Regions from separate parts of the Homo sapiens genome. Here regions 2 and 3 are each linked to region 1. Evidence: chromatin loops called from intact Hi-C (ENCODE). Cell type or tissue: mammary epithelial cell. All regions are shown on one strand.

Evidence for each region. Hi-C counts contacts between places; a loop is a spot of excess contacts. Peaks named below come from ENCODE experiments on the same cell type or tissue, not always from the same donor. Only the 100,000 strongest peaks of a DNase experiment are listed, where the experiment ranks them.
Region 2: a loop joins it to region 1, with 9 times the contacts of the local background. A loop is called at or near these places in 2 of 110 quality-filtered maps.
Region 3: a loop joins it to region 1, with 4 times the contacts of the local background. A loop is called at or near these places in 4 of 110 quality-filtered maps.

The regions. Positions count from the first base shown.
Region 1 is chr12:46,151,193-46,155,192 of GRCh38, forward strand. No RefSeq gene overlaps it. Among named protein-coding and RNA genes, the nearest start is that of SLC38A1, 120 kb to the right of the region's middle. In mammary epithelial cell, a CTCF peak has its summit at 2,250; a DNase peak (open chromatin) is centred at 3,239; H3K27ac peaks cover 377 bases.
Region 2 is chr12:46,069,919-46,073,918 of GRCh38, forward strand. No RefSeq gene overlaps it. Among named protein-coding and RNA genes, the nearest start is that of SCAF11, 81 kb to the left of the region's middle. RefSeq lists enhancers at 1,124-2,323, 1,509-1,728, 2,520-2,569. In mammary epithelial cell, CTCF peaks have their summits at 1,605 (motif pointing right) and 2,389 (motif pointing right); DNase peaks (open chromatin) are centred at 1,613 and 2,393; H3K27ac peaks cover 254 bases.
Region 3 is chr12:46,981,968-46,985,967 of GRCh38, forward strand. No RefSeq gene overlaps it. Among named protein-coding and RNA genes, the nearest start is that of PCED1B, 96 kb to the right of the region's middle. In mammary epithelial cell, a CTCF peak has its summit at 2,203 (motif pointing left); a DNase peak (open chromatin) is centred at 2,154.

The sequences.
Region 1 (4,000 bases):
TACCTAGTCTCAGGTATTTCTTTATAGCAGTGTGAAAATTAACTAATACAAGCACTTATCAGAGTTAACCATGCTGTGTGTTTACTTGGCTGTCTACTTTTTGCTAGAACTTAAACCTTTCAAGGGTAGAGACTCTTGTTTCATGTATTTAGTAATGTCTGTGCCTGGCACAGAGTCGGTGCATAATAGTTGTTTGTTGAGTGGAGAAGCTAAGTCTTTGAAGGAGAGACTTACCTTGTATCATGTAGTTCATAAGCCTATTTATGGCACTGTTCAAAAATATCATTGCTCCAGTCAGCAATCTTTAAAAAAATCTGATGATTAAGAAGATTATAAACACTTTTCTGCTGAATCTTAGTGGGAAAAAAATCCCTAGGATTAATATATTTAAATTAACCTTGAGATGTTAAGTTCTCATGTCAAGTATTTACTTGTAATAAAAATAGATTTTCCCCCTAGCTCTGCATTCCCTAATATTTAGAAAGGTGTCACCAAATATATACAAACATTTCTGACAGACCTAAATGACAGGGAGAAAAAGGGGATGTTGTCATACTCATTTTTCAAGGTCTATTTCTTTTCTGGTTTTCCCAATGAAAGTAGCATTTTTAAAAGTGCTATAAAAGTAATGCCTAATCATTTTTAAAATAATAAAATGCAGAAATTCACAAAAAGAAAGTGAAACCCACTTGGAATCTTATTATTTGTTGATAAATACAATTAGCATTTAACAATATATATCATTTCAGGCTTTTTTCTGTACCCAACTCACAAATATTTGTACAAAACAGGATCTTAAAATCATAGCATTTTGCAACCTGATTTTTTACTTAAAATAAATCTGGTCATTTTCATATTAATACATATAGACCTACATCTGCACTTTTAATGGTATTTTTTCTCTGGATGTATCATAAGTTATTAAACCAATATCCTATTGATGATGGATGCATAAAATTAAGGTAAGGAAATCAGACTATCTGTGTTGGAACCCATGGTATGCCTCTTATTAGCTGTGTGACCTTGGGCAAATTTATTTAAATTCTCTGGACCTCAGCCTCCTCATCTGTAAAAGTGGGGAAAGTAATAGTGCGTACTTCCTAGGATGATCATGAGAATGAATGAATGCATGTGAGCCACCTATTGCAGTGCTGGTATACTGTAAATGCTCAGTGTTAGCCACTAGGTTAAGTATCTTTAGAATGGTAGTGGTAAAGGAGAAAGCATAATCAAATAAGCTGAATGGTAACATATTCACAGACTAGAGAACTGAAATACAAAAGTGACATTAGGAATAGATCGGAAAGAATGTCTATCTGTAGTGTTCATTTGACATAGTGGAGAATCTTTGCCTTTGTTTTTCAGGAAACACAATTGTTCTTGGCTCCACTTTAGAGGATGCACATGGCTCAGTGCAGGGTGAGATTGATTTTGGCAACTGAATGGAACATTGGAGAGTTGAGTTTTAAGGCTCATTTGTGAAAAACAATAGCAATAAAGCAATTGACTAAAATGTCCTAATACAAGAAAATGATTGTTTAGAGTGTTGGATGTGATTTTTGGCTCTTGAATAAATTGCTTTGTTCCATTCATGAGAATAGCAGGGATTTTAACAAACATTATACAGTATTTTAAATTTTAGAAGAGCTTAAGTCTTGCATAATTTTATTTACTGTTGAGTAAAACGACTATACAGAACTATATTTCATTCACGTGTGTATATATGCCACACTATTAGAGTTCCCTTGAATTTATATAATAATGATAAGAATAATTCTGCATGCTTGTATAGTGCTTAAAACTGTTGTATGAATTTTTCAATTTTTAGAGGATTGCTTCCTTTTTTTAATTATATACTCTGATTAATCACTACTTTTGAAAAAAAGTAAGAAATCAGATCAAACTTATTTAACCTCAGGTTAAAGAAAAGAAAATGTGTTTTTTTTTTTAGTTGTGGAGAAAATGCATAGCCAAGAAAATCCCTGTTGAAATGTAAATTTTATAATAACATGAACTATAAAAAAATCATATGAGTGGCCGATGCCATTAAAATCAATTGATTTCTGTCGGACACAAACTACAGAAATCCCTTGTCAGAGAGGAGGAATATAGTTATTTTTAACTTGGTAACAAAATATTAATTTTGCATTATTTTTACCTGTAAAACCTTTCGGGAAGAGACAAATTACTTCCCCGTTGCCTAAGACAAAACAAAATGAAAACCATGTAAATTCTTTCATTGCACAAACTATTGCATTCCAGATGGTGGTGCTGTTCTCATTGAAAGAACACATCCCAAAAATGGTTTTGTTTTTTTTTTTTGAGGTAAAATTTTGCAATTACTCTTTCATTTATAAATTAAACTGTTAAGACAACAATAAATTATAGATACACTTTCTACTAGCCTTTAAAACTATTGTTTTTAGATTTGGGATTACTTTAATCTATAGTGATTAATCAACCATGTACTTAGCAAAAAGATAGTGGTGTGGTATATTTATTTATGGTGGGTAGTGGTATAAAAGTGTACAACACCATTCTTTGTATTTGAAAAGCAAAATATCCAAAGAATGCCACTATCTTTTTAAAACACAGTGCTACATTTATGAAGACACAAAAACCTATAGAAAAGGTGCAAAATTTTAAGACAAATCATTACTCAGATGGTTAAATGGAATTGCTAGTCAGATTCCAGCAGGGAAGCAGACTATTAAAGTCACACAATATATAACTGCCAACAGCTTTGCTTTCATTTTAGATAACATTTTGTTGTTGTTATTTCATTTTTTCAGTTTCATATTTTTATTCCAGTCACTTCCTAAGAAATGAAAATTTCTTTCTTTCTATAACATTTGCTTTATGAAATAATGCCCAAATATTCATATGTAGCTCTCTGAATGCCTGTGGATGCTTAAAGAAAAAATATCACCACATATTTATTTAAATTAGATGAAATCCAAATGTTTCCTGTGCAAGGACTGCAGTAGTTCTGTGAATTTGGGCGGGGATTGTCTCTAGTGTGGAAGTTGTTCCCCGGGTAGAAGCTCATATTAAAATGATTAAACACATCTTTCACTGTAAGAAAAACCAATCACTTTCTGTCAGGAAACTAGACATCCCATGTCCCCTTCCCTGCATCAAAATATCCTTAAAGGTTTTAAACTATTTTCTTTCCTTAGAAGAGTAAACAGTGCAGTTGACTCAGAAAGGAATCTGAGTCAGAAAGGAATCAGACTGGGATCAGTCTGGGATTCTGGAATCCATCAACCACTGACTTTTGGCCTTAGGCAAGATGCCTCACTTGTCTAAGCTGTTCCTTATACATAAATGAAAGGGTTGAACTAGCATATAGATAACCTCTCAGGCCACTTCCAAATCTATAACTATGATTCTAAAAGATATTAATAGAGATTTAATATATATATGTATTTACACACACAATAATATATATGTATATTTACACAATAAGCAAAATGAATTATTATTTGGCCATAAAAGGAAAGAAGTACAGATACATGATAGATTAAGATGGATGAGCCTTAAAAGCATAAACTTTCATTCATGCTAAGTGGAAAAAGCTAGCCACAGAAGACCACATATTGCGTGATACCATTTATATGAAATGCACAGAAGAGTCAAATCTGTGAAGACAGAAAGTAGATTAGTGGTTGCTAGAGACTGGAGGATGGGAGAGGAGAGTTTGGAAGTGGGACTTGACTGCTAATGGGTATAAGATTCCTTTTTGGGGTAATGAAATATTTTACAATTAGATTATGCTGATGGTTGCACTCTTAAAATATATTAGAAGCCATTGAATTGTATGATGTAAATATAGTGACATATAAATTATATCTGAATAAAGCTGTTTTTTAAAATGTGTATTTATATATATGAATATATATGTGTATTGTATGTATATATGTGTGTATTTGTCTATGTATGTAAACTCTGAAGTAGCATAGGTTTCCTATGATGATTCTTTGGCAAGCAGCATGATCTT
Region 2 (4,000 bases), 81 kb before region 1:
CTGGGATTACAGGTGGTGAGCCACCACTGCTGGCCAGACCACTCTTGTAGAAAATCTGTCTATGCTAAAACAAAAATGTGAAAGATAAAAATCAATTATAGTTTCCATTGAGGTTCACTTCGCTGAAGTCTTAAACTCAAAGTTTAATTTGGACCTCATAATTGCTAAGACGTTTACAAACTGAGAATGAGCTCTGAGTAGTGGAAATACTACCCCATATCAACTTCAAGCAGTATCATGAAGTTATTTTCATTTTGCAATGTACTTTCTTTAAAAAAAATAGCTTCAAGGTTTTCCCCTTTCCTGCAGTGAAAATATTTTCTCATATAACTTCTCAAAGCTGAAATAATAGAATATCTTCTGACATAATTTTATACGAACACTTATGGAGCCTTATTGTCTTTGGAAAATTATGATGATTTTCTCCCTTTAATAACTCTGATCATGCCAGTAAATGTTAATCCAATGGAAAAGTATGGCAAGGAGCCCAGAGGTGTCTGGGCAGAAGCTTTATTACTTCGGGGGGATTAGGAAGAGACTTATTGAATTAGAGAGCTCCCCAGCCATTTCTACCTATGATTTTGCATAATGATGCCCATCAATCTCAAACTACTTCTCTTTGCTCCCTGTCCATAATCTGTCAGGTGCTAAATTGTATGTTTAAAGATGCTAGTGGAAAGCAAAAGTAAATCTACCTGCAAGATCCTCTGGGTTACGAGTGATGCCAGCTGGCAAAGTCTCATTACCCTTGGAAGTGTTCTGATGTCTCACAGACACAGGCTCTTTGTGTCTCATGACTACATTCTGTGTATGGCTTCAGCTTCCTTTTCTCTACTTCTTTGATCACAGCCTGTCTGCTCCCCTCTGCCATTGTCCCAGCATTCTACCACTAACCAGTTCTTCCTCTTCCTGGACACTCTTTAAGCTCTCAACACTTATGCCTCACCACTGGTATCCCTACCTTAGAATTCTCCTCTCATTCAGTTCTTCCCACCCATTGATGCCATTCTCTAGAATGTGCTGCTTTTATCTTGGCACCAACTTTGAAGGCTCCCCAAGGACTAATGGATTAAATACAAGATCTTCAGTTAGGGCCTTCACAATGTAAACTCATTCTCTATGAGGCTCCAGAATGAATTCTTTACTTCATCCAATCAGGTCCCCTCAAAGTCTGTGATGAATTCAAGGGCACGCGTCTTACAGGGAAAAGGTTAGCAAATTTTTTCTATCAAGGGCCAGAGAGAAAATCTTTTGGGTTTTGTAGATCCTGTGGTCTCCGCTGCAGCTATTCAGTTCTGACACTGTGATACTAAAGCATCTGTAGACAATGTATAAACAAATCAGTTTGGCTGTGTCCCAGTAAAACCTTATTTATGGACTTGGACATTTCAATTTCATATAATTTTCATGCATCATGAAGTTTTATTCTTCTTTTGATTTTCTTCAATGACTTAAAATTGTAAATAGCAGTCTTAGCTCACGGACCATACAAAAATGGGAGGCAGGCTGGGTTTGACCCACAGGCCACACTTTGCCACTCTCTGTTCTAGGAGATCACTGGTCATGAGCTTTTGACTTGCTGTTGACTTGCCCTGACTTGCCACAGGGTGGCAAGAGCAGGCCCTCCTCTTCCCGTGATGGCATCCTTTGTCATGTGAGGTGCAGATCTGCCCAGCATCTGAGTCTCTAATTACCTACTTAGAAGAAGTTCCCCCGACTAACCCCACGGCCACGAGAAGGTGGAATACCATTCCCTGTGGCTGGAGCACTGGGCAAGGAGCAGATGGGGCCCTTTGGAGAAAAGGCAAGTCCAAGCTATTAACAACATGCATGACCTCCTCCTCCCACTAAGTCCCACTGGAGTCCTTCTGGGAACTAAAACCTCACAGCTAAATAGTCTCCTTTTAGTATTAGGTGGAGGCACCTGACCTGCAGATAAAGGTCACTGACACACACATTCCCTGGCAAGTCTTCAGATAGTGTTGGTAGTCGTGTCATTTGATAGGGACTCTGAACCTGCAGCTTAATGCTTCTATGGAGCCAGAGAGGTTTCCTGTCTGTCCACTGCTAAAGGGAGGCACTATTCACCTTCAGCTTCCTCCGTAAATTCCAGACCTAGAAGACAGCCCTCTGTGCCTTGCCTGAAAACCAGATACAAACACTTCTAAATCAGGAAGATTGGCGTGTCTCCAAGTTGCCTGAGAATTTCTTCAGGAGTGCTAGCAGGGGAAGGGACAATGTTGGAGGTGATGGGAAGAGAGTGTGCTGAGTTCGCCTTTTCAATTTTATCTTTTCTCCTGCAGTTGGATTGTTACCAATGAGACCTGGGAGGAAGCCAGGAGGCAAAGGCCCGGAACTCAGTGCTGAAGTTGCATGGCTGTCAATGGCCACTAGAGGATGCCAGAGCCCGAGATTGGGGAGCCCAAAAAGGCACCATCTCCTCCAACCGCCTGGAGAATTACTGGCAGCTAAGAAGTGAAAGCAATAGACAGGGTGGCAATAGACCATAAGGAAGTACTGTTCTGCCTGACCATGTGGAGGGGGACAAGCAGGATCTCAAAGTATCCAGAGCCTTAAGGCACAATGGACCAAGTAACTTCTTACTTTATCTAAGGGCAATGACTGAGGCAGGTAACTCATGGATCCGGGCTAGGAGTGAGAAGTGCTTTATGACTGCAGTGAAACACACAAATAAACTCCCTACCTCCATGAATTCTACATTAAAATCATTAAATAAATAACAGGAAGTGCTGGAGAGTAAAATAAAGAATAAGAAGTGGGGTAGGGTGTAGGGGCTTGAACAGTAGCCAAGACCATGTTCAGATGACAGCAGGTCAGAAAACAAAGGAAGGTAAAAAAAATGCTCCTTCTCAGCCCGCAGTGAAGAGCAGTGAGCTTAGCCACAGAGGTCTTGCCCACTGTGCTGTCTGCTTCTCCCAATGATAACCACCCCAATCTGCTTTTAGGAATTCTTCAAAGTAAAGAAAGTATGTGGAATCCAGAGGAAGATGGTCATTTGTTTAGGAAAACAAAATTATAAAATTGGTCTTGTTCCGGGTGCGGTGGCTCACGCCTGTAATCCTAGAACTTTGGGAGGCTGAGGTGGGTGGATCATGAGGTCAGAAGATCGAGATCATCCTGGCCAACATGGCGAAACCCCAGCCCTACTAAAAATACAAAAATTGGCTGGGTGTGGTGGTGCGCACCTGCAACCCCAGCTACTCGGGAGGCTGAGGCAGGAGAATCGCTTGAACCCAGGAGGCAGAGGCTGTAGTGAGTGGAGATCACACCACTGCACTCCAGCCTGGTGACAGAGAGAGACTCCGCCTCAAAAAAAAATTGGTCTTGTACCCTGGAAACTAGCATAAATTGTAAAAGGTTAATTACAATCAGTAATTAAAATCCAAGAAAATTTAAGTCAACATGGGTGAATTGGTTGAGTGCAGAGGGCAGTAAAATGTTGTTATGATTCTTAAGATTGTTTAGTGGATACAGATTCTGACTCATGCTAGACATTGTTAGAGCTGATCTTAAAAATATGAATGTTAAAATAATAAGGGAAACCACTAACAACAGGAATACACTGTATAATTTTTCAGCTGTTTGAGAAAAACACTAGTCCTAAAGGACTCGTGGGAAGGATGATGGCCCCCACCTCATTGGAGCCCAGGACTGAAGGAAGTGTCGAAAGCAGCCAGCTGATATCAAGGGATCAACAGTGGGACATTTCCACTGTGGGTATCTCTGAGAAACCCACAGCATTGAAGAGTCAGCTTGGAACATCTAGATCGCGATACTACCAGTAGACAATACCAAGTCCCTTTTCTACAGACCTAGCCCTGAAGCAAGAAAGTGAGCAAATGAGGGAGAAGTTGACCACGTCTCTATGACCTATTGCAGACTTTCATGACTAGAGCTGACCCAAGCCTGCAGAAGGAAAAAACTAAGTAAGATGGAGTTTGGAGTTCTCATTATCACACTGGATTGGGTCTCTAAATGT
Region 3 (4,000 bases), 830 kb after region 1:
GGAATAATTTATCACCAAGATATCTGCACTATAAGAAACGTCAAAAGTTTTTCAGGTGAAGGAAAAATTATACCAGAAGTCTGGACCTATATGAAAGAATGAAGAGTCCTAGAAATAATAAATATTTGTATAATAACAATATTTTTTCTTATTAATTAAATTTATTTGAAAGATAAGTGATTGTATGAAGAAAATAATAACAATATATTGTTGGGGTTTATAAAATACAGAGAAATAAAAAGTGCAAAAACAACAGCAGAAAAAAAAGCAAGGGGAGAAATCGAAGTACACAGTTGTATTGTTCTTATACTTTACATGACGTGGTATAACATCACTTTCAGGTAGACTGTGATAAGTTAGAGTTGTGTATCATAAAGCCTAAGGCAACTACTAAAAACACAATAAGGATATGTAGGTAATGAGCTAACAAATTAGATAAAATGCAACCATTAATTTGAAAATTAATTCAAAATAAGACAGAAAAAAAGAGAGAAAAGAGAAAAAAGAGCACATGGTACAAATAATAAAAGCAAGATGGCAGATTTACACACAACCACATCAACTACCACATCAAATTTAAACGGTATAAACATCCCAATTAAAAGGCAGGGATACTTTTTCCTATACGGCAAATTAGACGCTTTTAGCCTGCCTCAGGCATAAAGATTAACTCTGTGACCTTTAATTCAAGAAGGAAAATGAGAATCCACCAGAATTGTAAAGGAAACTCCAGATCCTGGGAAGGCAAATGTGGGCAAACAGCCCCTGTGATGGCATCTGGCTAATAAGTGAGTGAAGCCCCACCACACAAAAGAGGCAGACAGCCTCCCTCTGTGACTCACCTTTCCAATGGGGATTTGAGTAACCAAGGCCAAAGGAGAGCACTTTGTTTCTCCCAAGCCCTGGAGCTAACTTGGGATGAAGATGGAGATGTTGTGAGGGAAAGACACTGGGAAAACCTGAAGCCATTTTATCAGACCTGGGAACAAGAGCAGGACGCCATGTTTTATCCTGGTGCATACAATGTCAGCCATTATTTGGCAATCCGGCAGGATGGCCTCACAGGTATTTTGGTCTCAGGCCAGAGATTGGAGTGCCTGCTCTGAAGTGGGGTAGGGGCCTCCACAGCCAGAACTGTGAAAATCACCTCAGCAGAAGGCATTAGAACTGTACTCTCCACTGTGGCAGGCCTGGGGCAGGAGAGCTGCTACAGCTGCAGTTTCTCCTGGACAATAAGACTTGCAGCTACAGCCAGCTTGGTAACATGGAACCAGTCTCCATGTGCTATTGTTGGGTGCCCCAGCCTGCTCTTCTGAGATTACAGTACAGTGGAGTCCTCTCTGATCCACACCCAGGCAAATCTCCAGGTATTCAGACCACCCTCTCACCTGGATCAGCCACCTGAACCCCTCCAGCCTTCCTGTGCATAGATTGTGCTGCAGTGAAGCCCTCTCCACTCCACGTGTAGGCAGATCTCCAGATATGTGGAGCAACTGCTTGCATGGACTAGCAGTCTCAGTCACCCCACCCTTCCTGTGCAGGGATCCTGTGTGGGTTATGGGGGAATGGGAGGAGGGGGAGTTCTACTTCACACCCAGGCAGATCTCCTGGCATTTGGAGCACTCACTCACCTGGAACAGCAGCTTCACTCCCTGCATTCTTCCTGTGCATAGACCATAGTGCAACTGGGCCATCTCGACTCTACACCCAGGCAGACCTTCAGGCATCCAAAGCACCTGCTTGCCTAGACTGGCAGGCTGAGCCACTCCACCCTTCCTGTGCAATTATCTGGGTGCATAGGGGCCCTCTTTGTTTCAAGCCCAGGCAGATCTCTAGGCTTCAGGAGCACCCAATCTTCTGGATTAGGACTTTAGCCCACCCCATCCCCATGCAGAGAACTTGGGGCCAAGGAGATTTCTCAGCTTCCTGCCTAAACACACTTCTGGGCACTTGGTGGCTGCCCACTGGATTCCCCATTGGCACTGGTACTTGTCCCTGCCATCAAGGGACTTGTAAATGGACCTGCCAGGTCCAGCCTTACACATCTTGCCCCCCACCCCACAGCGTTAAGGGAACTTGGACCACTGTTCACTCTAAGAATCAGCCTACTGCCTAAGGCAACAGAGAGCTTCTCTGTAAACAAAGATCAGGTATATAACCAGATCATTGGCCATAGGCAGCGCTTACAAAAAGCACCATCTACTGGCTTGTGGGTTGAACTGCACAGCCCAATATAAAATCTGCCAACAGAAGTGCCTAGGGATATAAAAGCAAAGTCAAAAGACCCTACCCAGCACTCTCTGCAGTCACACCCCAGGGAGTAAGGGAAAGGGAAAGAAGAAAGAAACAGTAATATCACAGGAGAAGAAGGAAAGAGAAAAAATCCTACCTGGAGGAAAATAGTTACAAAAATTATAACTACAGCATCTCCAGATGAGAAGGAACCAGTGCAAGAATTCTAGCACAACGAAAAATCTGAATGTAATAACACCACTAAAGGATCACACTAACGGCTCCAGCAATTGTCCGTAATGAATATGGAAACTAAGAAATGACAGAGGAAGAATTCAAAGCATGAATTGCAAAGAAGCTGAAGGAGATCTGAGCTAAGGTTGAAAATCAACACAAAGTAACTCCTAAAGCAATTCGGGAAATGCAGGAAGAGATAAACATCTTCAAAAGAAATCAATCATAACTTCTGGAATTTAAAAACTCACTTAAGGAATTTCAAAATACAATTGAACGATTTCTCAATGGACTGAACCAAGCAGAAGAATTTCAGAGCTTAAAGGCTAGTCTTTTGAACTAACTCAGTCAGACAAAAATAAAGAAAAATAATTTTTGAAAATGAAGAGTCTTTGAAAAATATGAGATAATTTAAAGTAACTAAACCTATAAATTATCACCATTCCTGAAAAAAACGGAGGAAAAGAAAACAACCTGGAAAATATATTTGAGGGAATAATTCAATATTGTTTTCCTAGTCTTGCTAGAGAAGCAAATATCCAGATATAAGAAATCTACAGAACACTTGTGAGATACTATGCAAAATGAACATCACCAAGGTGTATTGTAACCAGAATGTCCAAGGTCAACACCAAAGAAAAAATCTTAAAGGCAGCTAGAGAAAGAGGTCAGATCACATACAAAGGGACTAACAGCGGATGTCTCAACAGAAACCTCATAAGCCAGGGGTGATTCGCTGCCTATTTTTATCATTCTTAAAGAAAAGAAATTTCGGCCGGGCGCGGTGGCTCACGCTTGTAATCCCAGCACTTTGGGAGGCCGAGGCGGGCGGATCACGAGGTCAGGAGATACAGACCACGGTGAAACCCTGTCTCTACTGAAAATACAAAAAATTAGCCGGGCGTGGTGGCGGGCGCCTGTAGTCCCAGCTACTCGGAGAGGCTGAGGCAGGAGAATGGCGTGAACCCGGGAGGCGGAGCTTGCAGTGAGCCGAGATCGTGCCACTGCACTCCAGCCTGGGCGACAGAGACTCTGTCTCAAAAAAAAAAAAAAAAGAAAAGAAAAGAAATTTCAACCAAAAATAAATTTCATATCCTGCCAAATCAAGCTTCATAAGTGAACAAGAAATAAAATATTTTCCAAAGAAGCAAGAGCTAAGGAAATTTATTGACACTAGATCACCTTTACAAGAGATCCTTAAAAGAGTTCTAAACATGGAAACAAAAGAGCAATATCTGCTACCACAGAAGCACACTTAAGTATATAGCCTACAAACCCTTAAAAAACCCATGCAATAAAAACTACCAAGGAACCAGCTAACAACTTCATGATAGGATCAAAACTGCACATCTCAATATTAACCTTGACTGTAAATGGTCTAAATGCCCTCACTTAAAAGGCACAGAGTGGCAATTTGAAAAAAAAAATACATCTACTGTCTTCAAGAGATCCATCTCACATTTAATAACATTCATAGGCTCAAAGTAAAGTGTTGGAGAAAGAGCTACTGTGCAAATAGAACACAAAAAACAGT